2 separate regions of the Homo sapiens genome follow, and region 1 is linked to region 2. The links are chromatin loops, found by intact Hi-C in ENCODE. Cell type or tissue: endothelial cell of umbilical vein. All regions are shown on one strand. Each heading gives the region's core, and the rest is flanking DNA. Links, peaks and the distances in the headings are about the cores only.

Region 1 (8,349 bases), core at 128-8,127, 62 kb after region 2:
CATCTGTTGGCTCCATGAAGAATTTGAATTTGTTACCATGTAACTGAGCCTATATTATAAAAATCATAAAATGTTTGTTTGTTCTATTTTCTTTTTCTCTTTGTCCTTTTCTTCCATGTAAAACTGCTTGAATGCACATAGTAATTTTGGTAGAGGTTGGTTACTGATAATTGGTTAACTTTATAGCTTAACCCTGAGATGTTGTCTGTAAGATTAACGAACTTGGGTTGTTTTGTTGTTTAATATGTTAAAAAAAAAAAAAGAACAATGATCTTTAAATCATGCAGACCTCCTTGACGGCTGAGGCATACAAGTAGCTTTGATTATCAGGGGATATTGCCTCGCCCATTTTCTACTTTACTCATTAAAGCCTCCAGTACGTGAACATAAATTTTGGGGTTCTACAACAGCTAATGTCCAGAGGCTGCAAGTCATTGCTAATATTGGAGATATATGGTAGTACATGATGTTAAAGAAAAAATTCTTTTTTCTTTTCTTTGTGAAATCCTGGTAGACGTTAAGAGTAAACAGTTATAATAACATATTTAGGGAGTTTCTTAGGGATAGGTATATTTTCATAGTCATTGCCACGTGAAGAGCTATTGCCCATGGTATAGCACCAAAGACCTGAACTCAGAAGAAATGGGACAGTGACCTAGCTTAGAGGACAATGAAGAATGACAAAGTCAGTCTTAACTTCAAATTTTAACTAAGAACTTTTTTTTCCATGACAAATTTAAACATCAAACTGGAGAATCATAAGACCTCTGGAGCAGAGTTTTCAAATTATGTGGGATGAGGGACATAATATTTAAATAAATTTTATTTACATGTATTTTCTAGAGTGTGTGTTCTACTGGTCCATACGTGTCCTCATGTGCATGACTAGTATAACTATACTGGTGGTGCAATATGAAACTCACCAGATGAGTTTGCCAGCACCCAAACTATTCTATACCCTGCTTAACTAGATAAGTGCAATGATAATGTAGTTGGATGTCATTGCAATTTAAAAGATTGTTGTAAGCTTTTCAATGCATATTATCAGTTTCTTTATATACCTTGTCATGGCCTAGTGATAAACAGATCTGGCACCAGCCTGCAGACTGCATTTTATGTACTGCTCTACCTTAGGACAATAACATGAAACCGCTCTGACATCTCCAGATTTTTTCTTCTTCTCATGCTTAATTACTTTATTTGACAATTTTTAAAAATGTTGACTGTCATCTCAAGAACTTTGTTGCCTCTGTTTTTATAATGTAGTCATCAATGTAGCCAATACATGAAGCTTATCCAAGAAAACAAAAACATGAGAATAAGTTTTCTCAAAAAGTGGCTAATTTATATTAGCTTTTTAATCAATTGAATACAAATTAGGAATTTCTAAATTACAGATGGTCCCTGGCTGATAATTTCTGACTTTACATTACTTTAAGCATTCATACAACCATTCTTTTTTTCACTCTCAGTAGAGTATTTAAGAAATTGCATAAGATACTCTACAGTTTACTGTAAAGTAGGCTCTGTGTTAGATGATTTTCTCCAACTATAGGCTAACGTAAGTGTTCTGAGCATACTTAAGGTAAGCTAGACTAAGCTAAGCTATTATGGTAGGGTAGATGTATTAAATGCATTTTTGACTTATGAAATTTTCAATTTATGATGGATTTATTCTGACACAACCCCATCATAACACTTGTCAGTTAGTTATTAGGCATTTATATATTTATTTATTTATTTTAAGACTAGCCAAATGCAGTAGTGAGAAGGGGGAAAAAGAGTAGAACAAGGAGTTCAATCAGTAACTGACTGTAGTTATTTGGCCTTTTTAACATTAAATAATCATCAAGAGAACATATTGACCTATGGCTTATAATAAGGAAAAAACTATTTAAAGTACAAAAGACCAGCACTTCATGCCCCTAGAAGGTTAATAAAAGTGCAAATTGCTTTAAATTCAAGCACTAGCATTTGCTAATCTGGAACATTTTAATTATCCTCCTCTAAAAGCATTGACTTCTTATCATTAACCACAAAACAAGGTAAGCCCTTTGGTTCCTTGATTTCAATTTTTGGAACCTCAATAATTATGCTTAGTTTCACCTTTTTGCCGAATCAAAACATAAGATGGCAGAAAAGGACTGAAATCGGTCCAAATAGTACTTGAAATATGTTCATCAGTAAATATATTTTTAAAAATCCTAGAGGAGCTTTGATTTTGCAGAATGTGGATGGGAGAGGACAAGTTATAAGTGATAAACATAGTAAATAAGTGATACGGTATGTTGAAAGGTAATAATTGTTAAAGAAAGAAGAAAACAAATAGAGAAAGTTTTGAGGATTGAGTTTGTGGGGGTTGAGAGTGTGAGTTGTGGGAAAGGAGGAAGGTTATGTTGTGATATTAATAAGCATGATCAGTTTCTGCCCTTTTGAAAAGATACAGTCTGAGCAAAGACTAGAGGAAAGTGGTATGTCTGGGGGAACAGCATTTCACACAGGAGGAATAGCTGATGCAAAGACCTCAAGGCAGAATTTGTGCCTGATGCATTCAAGGAGCAGCCAACAGGACGGAGAATAGTACGAAGGGAACTCAGAGAGGAATTGTGTACATGTGGATGAGTAGGGGCCTACGGAACATCTTTTCTGTCTTTTATCTCTCCTTTGCTCTGGCCATCACTGCTTCACCTCGACAGGTAGGACCCAGTAGGTATCACTGCACATCTGGGGCTCGCAGGGCTTGCTCCTAAGTAAATGTGGAAGTGTGCAGTTAACATCCCCTGGAAAAGCCCAAAACCAGTGGGAGATGACTGCTGGTGAATAAGAATTCCCCAATCATATCGTTAAACTAAAATGAAGAATGAGCCTGAAGAATTCCTCAGCAGACAAAGCTAGTTAGGCCTCATAAATAACCTTAACCTTGCTTGATTTGCAAACATAAGTGAAACTTAATTGGGGCCATTTTTTGTAAATGTCTACATGAAAGAAAAATAGCATTTAGGCTTAACTGGTCAGAAGCAGGGACAGACCTTGTAATTTTATAACTAGGGACTTTCCAGTGGGATAGATCAAATAGGCAACAATGTAACTGTAACCAATCAAATATTTTCTTTGCTTTACTTCTGTATTTGCCCCATAAAAGCCTCCCCCTTGCATTTCCTTGGTGGAGCTTCTGAACCACTCTGGTTTGGAGATTACTGATTCATGAGTCACTGTTTACTCAAACTCTTTAAAATTGTATTGCGTCTCAGTCTGCTTTTGAACAATGTATAGGCACAATATTCATGACCTCAGAAGGACCTGGCAGGATTGAGTTGCCCAGAGATAACCATCTCAATGACACATCCGTGGGCATACTTTTCTCCTTCCTCTTGTTCCCTTTCTCTGAGTCTTGAAAGTCACTTTCAAAATAATAAGTTTCTTGCTTGTAAATGCTTGTCTGAGGCTTTGTTTTTTGGGACGATAGAAGGAAAGACAAAGCTAGGAGACTAGAGCATGAAGGATCATGTAGGTCACTTAAGACTTCGTAAAAACTTTAGCTTTCTTTGAGTTCAGGGTTTTGGACCAGGAAGCGAGATGAGCTGACTCAAAAGGAAGAAACTGAGGAAACAGAGAAAGAATACTCTTTATCAATCAAAAGAATGACTCTAGGTTCCAGTAGGCAACTAGCTGTTTGTCTCCCCAGGCAAAAATACAAACTCACAATCTTTAGTCTGGATAATCTCAAGAGAGTTTAAAACCAGGTTAAATAGCCATGCTTAAAGTCTCTTTTTTTCCTGTGGAAAATAAGAAGGAATGGCCTTTCCTTAAGATTGGTACTAGCCTTACATTCTGAGCCTAGTGGAAAAGTTCTAAGTAGGCCTCTGGGATTTTTGTGAAAGTAGATGAGGAATTAAGCTGATTCTAAAAGAGAATACAGTACTTAATTTTTATTCTCTCAACTCCTCGATGTTACCACTGTGGAAGGACAGAAAGCATTTTAAAACATAGAGAATGCAATTAACACAATAAAAATATGTTAATACCAAAAAGTTTGCTTTATATTTGATGTGTCTATGAATGAATTTTAAAGAATGATTGTTACCCAAGGCTTAATGCTTTAAGAATCTGTTGATGAAACCACAAAATAATCTGAATAGACTTTTTTTATAGACCTACAGGAACTCTTGATGTTTATTATATTACCCTTCAAATTATATATTCATTTATTCTAATACAACATAGTTTTTTCTTCAGTATTAGTGCTAAAAGATGTTTTTGTTGTTGTTGCCTACAGTTCTTGTAGTATGAGGGATGTTGGTTTCTGACAAATCAAACAGAAATGATGTTTTTGAACCAAAACCAGAATTTATATGACAAAATTTTAGCTTTCTAGAAGCAGAATTCTCTTTTAATTTATGGGTTTAGTAGCCCTTATAGATACAAACCTTTGTACATATTTTTGAGATTTAGGAGGCTTTCTATAATTACATTGAGAAATCAAAATAAACTTTGACTATGTTCCTAGATTGGATTTCAACTTTACCCTAATATAATAATAGTTTAATACAATTCCAAGCAAATTCCAAGCTTATTTTGTAAAATAAAAATTCTTAGCATGTATAGCTAAGTATACTTATATATCTTAGCATATATAACTAAGATAATTGGAGAAATGAAATGATCTAGAGGAGAATTTGCCTAGCTAGATAATATAAAATATTATGAAAGTACATTTATTAAAGAAATAAAATAGTCAACAGACATAAGAAATCAATAATGAAACCAACAGTTAACTCAGAAATAAAACCTAGGTTTTAGTATCTACATAATTTAGTAGTTTATGAATATGTAATTACAAATCATTAGGGACCAGAGGAGTGGTCAATAAATGATCCTGAGACAATTGATTAGTTTTTTGAAACAAACCTATAATATGTGCTCCTTGTGGAAGCAGAATTCTAAAATGGCACTCAGGATGCTCCATCCTAATCCCTGGAAACTGAATATGGTAAAGTATCCGTCCCATAATTATGCTATGTTATTGGCTAAGTTGACCTTAAAATAGTGAGAAATCTGGAGGTGAAACTAATTTAATTCATTAGGCTTTTTAAAGCAGAGTTTTCTACTTTCTACTATAGCAGAAGAGAAAGTTGGAGAGGTTGGAAGAACGAGAGAGAGTCAATACCCCCTCTCTGGCTTGGACTATGGAATAGGCCAAGGAAGAAGAAATGGAGGTGGCCTTAAGGAGTTCAAAGAGATCTTCTGCTGACAAGCACCAAGGAAATGGGAAACACAGTGCCACAACTTCATGAAACTCAATTGCACCAACAACATAAACAAGCACAGAAGTTGATTTTTTTTTTCTGAACTTCCAGATAAGAACCCAGTCCAGTCAATACCTGGATTTCTGTAAGACCCTAAACTGACAACCCAGTTTAGTTCGCCTGGGCTTCTAACCTACAGAACTATGAGCTAATAAATTCATGTTGCTTTAAGCCACCATATATGTGATAATATTCAGCAATAGAAAAACTACCTGATCTAAGCTCCACATGACTCAAGAGTAATTGTCCTTCTAGCCCAACGTCTGTGGGTAGATTCAGAAAGAATCTTGAAGGAAAGGTGGCACAGCAGTTTCCTGAGGGGAAGCGAGCAGGTGGCTGAGTGCCCAGAGCTCCACATGTGGCCACAGGACCATGGAGAGGGGACACAACCAAAATAAGCTGAATTTGGAAGTGAATCCTAGTGTCATCTCTGTCATCTCTAATGTGAGGCAAATGTAGAGGGAAGTCTACTTCCTTCTGTACTGCTTCTGATGCAAAATAAAAAAATGACATATGTTCTCAGGAATGAGGATGGAATTAAAAAGGAAAAGTCATTTGATTTGTTTTCTAATAATTCAGGTGCAAGCATAATAGAATTTGGAGAATTTTTTGTCATTATGACTGCTGATAAAAGTGATGCTATAAATAACAACTTCTTACAAATGGGTAACACCCCATACTTCTAAAGGAGTATTCACTTATTTGCCTTAATTTAATACTCTTATTGATAATGCAAGCTAGGCAGGGCATGACCAGTATTTTTATATTTATTTTATTGAACAAAGAGCCAGTAAAATGTCTACCTTTTATAAAGGGTTAATATAAACAATTGAGAAAACTGTTAGAAATATTAAATTTATAGATGGGCAAAAATAGCTGCATTTCCTTTTGGTAATATTAACTCACAATTTTTTTTCCACTTTGAATAAAGTAGTGGTAAATGAGAAAAATGATGACATTTCAGTTCACAAAAATTTAATTATGTATCTGAGCCATTAATCTGAAGATAATCACTGAAGGTAATCTTCATTATGAAAATTCTTGTCAGTAATGAAAAAAAAAAAGAAAAGAAAACTACGTGGCCTAAAACATGTTTTTAATGATAAGAAAAGAAAATGTATGTCTTACAGTAAAGTGGAAATTAAAGGGTCCAAATCATACCTACCACATATATTCATAAAAATCATCCTGCAAAAAAAATCAAAGTAAATTTACAAAAATATAAACAGTGATTTATATAGTAAGGCAATGGGAGTAGTGATTGAATGAGTAAGTCAAATGCCCCTCCCATGTCCTCCTCTTTGAAAACCTCTCATTACCAGCAGCTGCTATTGAAGATGCAGGCCTAAGCTGTATCTGCCAGTAGGCATCTGACCCAAGATAAGCCAATCAAATCCTGTGTCCTTGTAATTTGAAACTGGAATTCATGGTAAAACTAAGGCTGGGTCAGTCATTTTCTACTTACCTATATTTGCATGTATACTAAAGCAGCAAGAACAAATTTACAGAGAAAGGAAATAAAACTAACAAATAAAAAAGGGAAAACAAGATTCCTGTAGCTTCTGACTCTTCCCTTGTACATTTCCTCTGCCGTGCATTTCATCAAACTCCCTGCATCTGTTCAATCAGTGCCCTTTCCGGCTTTAGCTTGTTTGAGTAGGTTTATATTTCTTACAACAAAAACATCCACAAAAATAATGGATAATTTGAATGTTCTTTAAGTATCTTTTATTTATTTAAAAATCTATATTAAAAATTTACCATCAGAGTGAACAGGCAACCTACAGAATGAGAAAAAATTTTTGCAATCTACCCATCTGACAAAGGGCTAATATCCAGAATCTACAATGAACTCAAACAAATTAACAAGAAAAAAACAAACAACCCCACCAACAAGTGGGTGAAGGATATGAACAGACACTTCTCAAAAGACATTTATGCAGCCAAAAGACACATGAAAAAATGCTCATCATCACTGGACATCAGAGAAATGCAAATCAAAAACCACAGTGAGATACCATCTCACACCAGTTAGAATGGCGATCATTAAGAAGTCAGGAAACAACAGGTGCTGGAGAGGATGTGGAGAAATAGGAACACTTTTACACTGTTGGTGGGACTGTCAACTAGTTCAACCATTGTGGAAGTCAGTGTGGCGATTCCTCAGGGATCTAGAACTAGAAATACCATTTGACCCAGCCATCCCATTACTGGGTATATACCCAAAGGATTATAAATCATGCTGCTATAAAGACACATGCCCATGTATGTTTATTGTGGCACTATTCACAATAGCAAAGACTTGGAACCAAGCCAAATGTCCAACAATGATAGACTGGATAAAGAAAATGTGGCACATATACACTATGGAATACTGTGCAGCCATAAAAAATGATGAATTCATGTCCTTTGTAGGGATATGGATGAAGCTGGAAACCACCATTTTCAGCAAACTATCTCAAAGACAAAAAACCAAACACCGCATGTTCTCACTCACAGCTGGGAATTGAACAACGAGAACACATGGACACAGGAAGGGGAACATCACACACTGGGGCCTGTTGTGGGGTGTGGGGAGGGGGGAGGGATAGCATTAGGAGATATACCGAATGTAAATGATGAGTTAATGGGTGCAGCACACCAACATGGCACATGTATACATATGTAACAAACCTGCACGTTGTGCACATGTACCCTAAAATTTAAAGTATAATTTAAAAAAAAACAGAAAAAAAAATTTAGAATTTTTACAATCAAGCACAAATATTTCATCCAAAAATCTGTAAAAATATGCAAGTAAAAAAATGAAACAGAATGTAAGTGGATGGTCAAAATGAAAATATTTTTATACATATTTATCATCATTTAAGTCCCAAAAGATATGAGGTGGCATAGAGTAAAATACATATACTGTAGGTAAAATTAATTTCAGAAAATAAAAGTTAAATAAATTACAGAGATGGTAGATATTATGCCAGGAAACTAGGATAAGAAAATCATATTAACTGAATATAGAATTTGATTCCAAGCTTTCTAGTTGCCA
Region 2 (8,349 bases), core at 37-8,036:
CAGAAAATACCATGCTCCAAGGTTTGGCATCCAGAACAAGAAGGAAAATGTGATGTGTGATACATTTTTTATTTTTTTCCCTTTCCCTTTTTTTTTTTTTTTTTTTTTGACACAGCGTCTCGCTCTTGTTCCCTAGGCTGGAGTGCTCTCGGCTCACTGAAACCTATGCCTCCTAGCTTCAAGCAATTCTCCTGCCTCAGCCTCCCTAGTAGCTGGGACTACAGGTGCCTGCCACCACACCCGGCTAATTTTTATATTTTTTAATTTATTTTTTATTTATAATTTTTTATTTAGAGACAGGGTTTCACCACATTGGCCAGGCTATTCTCGGACTCCTGACCTCAGGTGATCTGCCTGCCTCGGCCTCCTAAAGTGCTGGGATTACAGTTGTGAGCCACTGCACCTGGTTCACTTTCATTTTTCATTGCATGAAAGTATCTACAATTATCTGCAAGGTCACAGATTTCCTGGAACTAACTTCACACAGAATTTCATCACAACAATTTAAAAGAACAGCCAAACGAACCTCTGTTTCTAGCATCTGAGCCTGCATTTGGGGGAGTGTGGAGAGTGATTGGGATGATATGTATAGCAATATGTTTTTCAAATCTTTTTAAAACCCAGATTACTGCAAAAAGTAGGAATAAGATAAAAGATGTTGTGAGTCATGTGTGACAGAGGTCTCATCAACATTTTCTGAAACATGGATAAAGAAAAATTATCTTGAGGCCTGGACAGCACACACACACATAGCTCAGAAGTGTTTGCACACTGTAGTTCCAAATACATTTTCACATTGAAGATTAATTCACCAGAGCCTTTCTAAATTGCTATGTATGCATTTCTGTGTGACAGAGGAGAGAGAAGAACAGAGGTAAATCTTTTAAAGCAGGCAATGGGGGTCAGAGATAGGGATGCCTTACTAGGCGCTGACTCAATGTACCATAGCATGGGGCAAATTGATCTTTGCAGCATGTGGTTAGCTGACAACATCATCTCACGTTACTGGCTTGATGCCTTAAAAAAACAAACAGGGGAAGCAGAGGGACATAGTAAAATACGCCACCCTGCTGTGCTTGTAACATGCACAGGAACATGTATCTGAATATTTCCATATATTCCCCTCTGTTGCTTAGGCATAAAAATTCAAAGGAAATTATAAACTTCCACTGTGATCTTTTCACTCTTGTGCATTGGTAAATCCTATCCGTGTACAACTGGGGCCTATTGCCTGTGTTTGTAAATTAAGTTTAATTTGAAATGCCTATTTCTTTACACACAGGCTGTGACTGCTTTCCTACTACAATGACAGGTTGAATAGTTGCAACAAAAACTAGAAAGGTTGAGATATTTACTGTCTGGTTCTTTACAGAAAAGGGTTGCCAACCCCTAGTCTGGAAGTGAAAATACATCATGTTACTGCTACCAAAAGACCTTTCACGATGTGGAAGCAAAAGATCTTCAGAATTACTTGTTTCCTTAGAGTTGTTACAACCAGAACAATTTAGGGCCAAATAAAACAAAGAACTAAACAAAAGAAGTAAATTAAGAAAAAAAAATTTCAAATTTCAAAAAATGAAAAGATGGGTTCCAAAAATAGACTAGACTATTTCTCCCTGTCAGTTGCCAGGCTGATTTCCGTTTTCTTCTGTATTAGCCCAGGCAGCAAGAATATTTTCAGCCATAACAATCTTTTCTTTTAATATCCACTTCTCATGAAAAAGAATTGGATGCTCATCATCTTGTTTAAGTCCCAAGAGTTTGGGACTTAAACAAGTTTGTTTGTTTTGTTTTGTTTTGTTTTCCCCTTGAAATTAACTTTTAAAGCAAGGACTTTCACACTACTTCTTGGTTTGGCCACTACATCATGTAAAGATGGTGGGTTTAACATTTATTACAGTGAGGTTGATTTGCTGTTTCCACAGGACAGCAGAAAGGGTGAACCCCCATTGAGCTTGTTTCCTGAATTGTACTCTGCTTCAGATACTGGAGAACAGAAACAATCTCAGAAACCCAAGAGTCAGAGTTTTGAGAACTTTTTTTTTGATACTTTGTTTTGTTTTGTGTTTATCTAGGAGAGACTTTGAACAGCATCTGTAATTCTAGGTTTTCTATTATTTGTACTGTAAGGTGTTGATTTGAATTCTCTAAGTTCTCAGGAGTGAAAGGACAGAAGGAATTTAGCTGCAAGAGTACGTGAAGAGAAGGGCAAAAGAGAAATCATTTTGAGCTGACACAAATTTGCTACTACTCAACCCCAGTAGAGTTGTAGTACCCACCACAACGTAGATATGAAGAGATTGGAACTCAGAGGTGTTAATCACTTGAACAATGTTAGTAATTAGTTAATGGCATGGATAATTCATTACTCCCAATTAGTCATTCTCTTTATTTTGCCTGCACCTGGACTATTACGTACAGTGGATTCATCTGATCATTAAAATTCTACCTACCAACCTGACAAAATATTAGTTATAGCTCTTCTTTTCCTGTGAGTTATTAATTTAATGAAATGCTCAAACTAAATGTAAGCATCAGAGTATGAGTAATGAAATAACCATATGAAAATAAAGTAATTTCACATATTTTAGAAATATAGTTCTTCCTGTAGCTTCACTTTTATATAGAGTATGTGACACCGTGTCGTTGTTGTTGTTAAGACACTTCTGTGGATTGTGTGCAAGGGGCTGATTTGATTAATGACTTAAGACTTCTCAGAAAATTCAGATGACATAATAAGGTTTCTATTGTGTACTTTATACATTTGTCTCTTATTTACCTTTTCTCTCTTATTTCTGAATTGCTGTATTTTGTAACTCAATTTATGCAGCTTTACTGGGGATAAAGTCAGGAGAGTTCAGATTCTCTAAGATCTAATCTCTCATGAAGCAAATGCTAATACTGAATTATGTCCCAATATAGACATTCTGACATTTAAAGCATATCACATTTTAACAAAATTTTTGAGAGGGATTTAACAATCCCTCTCAAAAATATTCAAATATCTTTGTGCTTGTGATGGTGAGTTTTTCTTTCAGTCACAGAATATATTTAATCTTAAGACCACAGTGATAGCTCCAGACCTTGGTGTAAGTCTTCTGCTCTTGATGTCACTAAGACAGGGTTTTGAATCATTTTGAAAGGCTCTTCCAGGGGTCTTTACATTTTAATTGAAATGAGGAAGAGGTTCGTGGAAGAGGGTTTGCTGAGTTCATGCTGGAGGAAACTTGTATCAGAAAGACATGAGCTGCCAACACTCTCAATGTGAACATTGGCATATTGGCTCCAGTCCTGGAAGCAGTAAGGGTGTTAGAATTCTGAGGCCAGCTGCAAACTCCCGAGGCCAGTGGTGGCCCTCTCTGATTAGGCAGGGTGGGAGTTGGTAGCAAAAATTATCTGAAGGTATTTGGGCCAGAGATTATTGGCCCCTGCTCTGTGACTGGTTTTAATCTTGGTGCCAACCTCAATCAACTGGCAGGGACTGCCTCTGTGCTGGGTTAAGAGAGAAACTAACAATGTACCTTGGTTCCTGGGAGTTCCTCTAAATGAACTGTAAGGTCTTTCCTCCAGGAAACAGTGGCATGTGTTTGTCATTTCCTGTCTCATAATCAAAATGCTGTAAAGGCCACAGAAAGCAATCCACCCGCACCTCCAGTAGCTAAACGCATTTATTTTACTATTTTATAATGACAGTAGTTCATCATTGAGGAGGGCTATTCTCATTAACCATGAATACTAATTAAGCATGTTGATCATAAATAATCAATTTTCAGAGAGGAAGAAAAAATATGGCTTTAATTCTTAATTTTTAAAAAAAGACGTCAGGATTTACAGGTCATTGTTAAGAACACCAGTCTTCATTTAACCATAAATGTTAGGATACTGGTTTATTCAGAATGTTGCTTGATAGAATGTAGGAGAAGCTCATATTTTTCTGGATTATTATTTTAAAGTTTTAATGTTCTATTTAGTCTTACATGGACAAATTTTGAGATATCAAAGGTTAAACAATTTAATTAAAATTAAACTATTTGCTCCATTTTACTTGAAAATTATAGGAATAAATCAATATTTGTCTGCGGTTTTTTTTTTTTACTGCTTATCTGTATCATAACAAAACACAAGTCAATTAGAAAAGATTTCCCTAATAAGTGATTCCTTTATCCACAGTTTTTCCCTCAGTATCACACACATACACACACACCATGCACACGCACACACACATTTACTCACACAGTTTGTCATCAATAAGAATTCTTTTCCTGCTGTAGTAATAAAGATAAAATATCAAAGAATTTCTTTTCTTTTCTTTTATTATTATTATACTTTAAGTTTTAGGGTACATGTGTACAATGTGCAGGTTAGTTACATATGTATACATGCGCCATGCTGGTGCGCTGCACCCATTAACTTGTCATTTAGCGTTAGGTATATCTCCTAAAGCTATCTTAAAAATAAACCAACAAATGAAAATCCTGCGCATAATAAAACTGTGTACTTTTTAAAAACAATTAAAATCTTATGTGGCCATGCCATGAAATTAAACAAGAATTTTTGATGAATAGATCTCATAAGCCAGATCTACGCATTCCTCAAAAACTGTGCTTCAATGCCTTTATAGAAGGATCAATAAGCAGGTAGCCATAATTGATACAGTCATACTTCACTTACCTATAGGAGAAAAGTATGTAACTTCAATGATTTCAATCTCACTTAAGACTCACTCAGAAGCAATTCAGAAAGGGCTGCTAAAGCCTGAAACAGCTATCACTAAAGCCCCTACCAATCACTCTTAGCTTCAATCAATGTCTTATTTATGTTTATGGACCAAAGGTCCAGAAGAAATATAATGATGAGGGGGGGTGTTCTGTAAACCTGTGCTGTCTGATATGGGAGTCGCTAGCCACATGTGGTTATAGAGCACTTGAAATGTAGCAAGTGCAACTGAGAAACTGAATTTGAAATCTTGTTTTATTTTACCTAGTTTACATTTAAATTTAAATAGCCACACGTGTCTAGTAGCTACTATATTTTTAGTGAAGGTAAGCCTACCAATAGCATCATGTTACAACTAACAGTTTGACGATAGTGAATTTCAATAAAAACCATACAAAGCAAACTCAAGAAGCACAGCAGTTCAGAGATACGTAAGTAGGGAAATTAGGTATAACCCCTATGGTCTCTGTGGGTGTCACAGAGCAGGAAACAAGAAGTGGTGATTTTTAACAGTAATTTTCAAAGTTAAGAAATCAAATTTCATGTCACACTCTGATCACAATTCTTTCAGGCCCAGAAAATCCATCTAAGTGTCCCCAAATTCAATAACATGTAAAAGACAACTTTTCTTACCTGCCATCACTCCATAGGTTGATGGCTGGTTTCCATAATGACAGGAAGGAACAGAATAATGAAGTCCTGTTGCTGTGTTTCCCAACGTTGTCACCGAGAAATGTGTGCACAAACATTTAGGAGTTTGGATCAAAGACAAAATAGATGGGACTGGTAAGAAAATGTATAAGGATTCAAGACACATTCGTTTTATTTCAAAAATACACATTTATGTGGTTCTTAAAGTTACATGCCAATATGTTTTTCTCATTTTGGGTAAGTTCTCTGACGAGTAGGTTAAAACTAGGGGGGATCAAAGTTTGTCTCATGTAACGAGATAATAAATCATCAAAACGGACTTCATTAATTATCCTGTGCTCTGTGCTATGGCTACGAGTGCCCCGTGAAGGGGTGACTGACCAATTTAGACCTTGGCCCTTTGGGAGTTGCAGAATGCTTGTTGGTTCTGTTCAATGCAGACATTGCAACTCGCCGACTAGAAGAATAGTCCTTTAAAATTCTTGTGTTGCATGGTATTATAAAGCAGTCTGTATGAATGAATACAGAAATTCACTCTTGAACAGCGTATTTTTGCTTATTTGTCTAACAAATTTGTTTCATCAAAGTGGAAATGGCAGAGCAAGTAGCCTTTTATTAGATACAATCATAAAAATCTCACTGCATTCAGAGTGCTATTAAAAACCTGTAACAATATATGATCTATTTATTTTGATGTTGAAACCATGAGGTTGTTAGTTGTCTGCATATACACAATTGATACAACCATTCTAATGATAAAGCTGGTCAAAAAATGAGTTCATTCATTGAGTGACTTAATATCCATAAAGCCATAAAGCCGTACATAAACATAACCGTTCATAAATGGTTATATGCTTCAGGAAATCAATGTGTATTTTGGAAGTAAACTGGAATTATTAGACTTTTATCAAGTTTTAAACACAAATCATCAAGTTGATAGGGAGCACAAAATATTGACAATAAAACCAATATTTCCTTATATATTTTATTTTCTCAATTTTTTCCTTCATATTCTGAATATATTGGTTAATTTTCATAAATTAATTTTCTTGAATAAATGAGATATTATAAAGTATGGTTAGAATCCTTTGAGAATACCAATATACAAACTAGTGATTAAAGACATGCCTTTCTTCATAAAGTAAAATAAATTATTTTAAAATAGAGAAAAATCTTTAATTTTTAAAAATCTGTATACATTTTTATTTTATAATTAATAGCTCAAAAGAACTAAAGTCATTTTGCAATATAATGATTACATATAATGCATTACTGTGCATTCCAAAATTAAGCAAATTATCATTAAACATATTTAATACTCAAGTGTTCCCATTAAAGTCAGTGTTTCTATAATAGTTCCTTAGACAATTAGATGTATATGATTCAAATTTCATTAAAAAATTATAAATCAATGCTATTATCATTTAAAACATTTGTAGGTCACTTTTATTAATTATAATTCTTTTTTAATTTTAAGGCTTAAATAATTTTTGCTTTTCAGATTTTAGGAAGTTAAATACAGGATAGGCTAATTTACTAAATAAATTGTTACTTATTTTAAAGTAAATAAATGGCATTTTGAGTATAAAATTAGATTTTACTAGATTATTACCTCGATTCTGAATTGTATTTTCATGCTGGCCAAATTATCTTCAAACACAGAAATAGTGTATTATTCTCATTATTCTCAATCTATAGGATGACCTACTATTTAAAATATGTGATTAGCTATGTGGTAATTGCTTAGATTTATTTATAGCATATATTTTTGATAAAAACTATTGTGTCTTCCAAAAATTATGTTGGAGGATACTTCCTGTATTACCCTTTAAATTAAATTACAGAAATCTTTGGCGGATTCCTGAAATTTAATTTAAAAGGTAATATTGAAAAATCTCTACATTAAATGATTTTACCAAAGTCTAAATATCTGACCTCTAGATTCTTTAAAATCCACCAGAAGATTGGTGCCAAACTTACGCATGTATTTAGAAAATGCTTAATAATAACAAAAGATAGAGCTTAAATCCTTCAAATCAGAATAATGTATCAACTCAAACTTTGATTTCTAAATGTATATAATTTCATTCCTAAATATGAGAAAAATTGCATTTAAAACAAGTGGAAAGTGAATATTATATTGCTATTCAATGGAAGAAATTTACCCAATTCAAGTCTTTCTCCATTTGTAAATCAACTCTAAAACACTTTGTTACTGCATAAAGAATGAACACACTGGCAAAACATATGTATTTGGCTGATTGTGTTGAGCCTGTGAATTCTTAGGTTTAATTTTTGTTCTAAAAAGTTATGTGAGATAAATGTTAAAACTTAGAAGTGAAGTAAGTCTCTTCAGAATGCAATTTTGAGAAAATTTACCTTAGTTAATGGGCTTTAAATGTCATGTTATTTCTTGCTATAATTTCTGTATCTTATGCTAAAATATGTTAATTAAAACTCTATTTTATTCTATGAAATCCATTGTTGTTGATATTCAGATTGTTCTGTTGTGTTTAATATAAGGTTTATAGCTGTTTTTAGATAGTAAATGTAATTTAACAACCGAATAAACCTTTAAGATAAAGAAGTAGCACCTTTTAAATATTGTTATTTTATAATATTCATTTCATTTGCTCCTTATTCTATAAATATTTCCATTAAAAAGGTTTTTAGATTTAAAATGTCCAAGTTCATTCTTTTCTTATGTAGAAAACAGATTTTCTTCCTTACAACAAAGCCAACAGTGATTTTAAATTACTACACTTACTAATATTTCTTTAAAATTTATTTGGCATGTTGGCTTTTTAGATATGCTTAATGCTTACTTCACTTAAGACAAATTAAATTGGAGGGGTAAAATGAAAGATGCAAAGAGATTATTAACTATCAAGATTCAAAGCATTCATTCTGAAATATTTAGGCCCGGTCATATGTAAACTGTCATAGGAGTCAGTACCTGTAGACATCACATTGGTGGCATGG

The links. Hi-C counts contacts between places; a loop is a spot of excess contacts. Peaks named below come from ENCODE experiments on the same cell type or tissue, not always from the same donor. Only the 100,000 strongest peaks of a DNase experiment are listed, where the experiment ranks them.
Region 1: it touches region 2 in a loop (3-fold over the local background); 2 of 110 quality-filtered maps call a loop at or near these places.

What each region holds. Positions count from the first base shown.
Region 1 is chr3:87,330,317-87,338,665 of GRCh38, forward strand. No RefSeq gene overlaps it. Among named protein-coding and RNA genes, the nearest start is that of POU1F1, 58 kb to the left of the region's middle. In endothelial cell of umbilical vein, for the core only: no CTCF peak of the experiment used is centred there; a DNase peak (open chromatin) is centred at 3,255; H3K27ac peaks cover 2,783 bases.
Region 2 is chr3:87,267,998-87,276,346 of GRCh38, forward strand. POU1F1 (POU class 1 homeobox 1) reads right to left here. Exons shown (of 6, transcript NM_000306.4): 1 at 8,324-8,349; 2 at 5,350-5,421. Among named protein-coding and RNA genes, the nearest start is that of POU1F1, 4.4 kb to the right of the region's middle. RefSeq lists a silencer at 5,055-5,104. In endothelial cell of umbilical vein, for the core only: no CTCF peak of the experiment used is centred there; a DNase peak (open chromatin) is centred at 3,554; H3K27ac peaks cover 1,099 bases.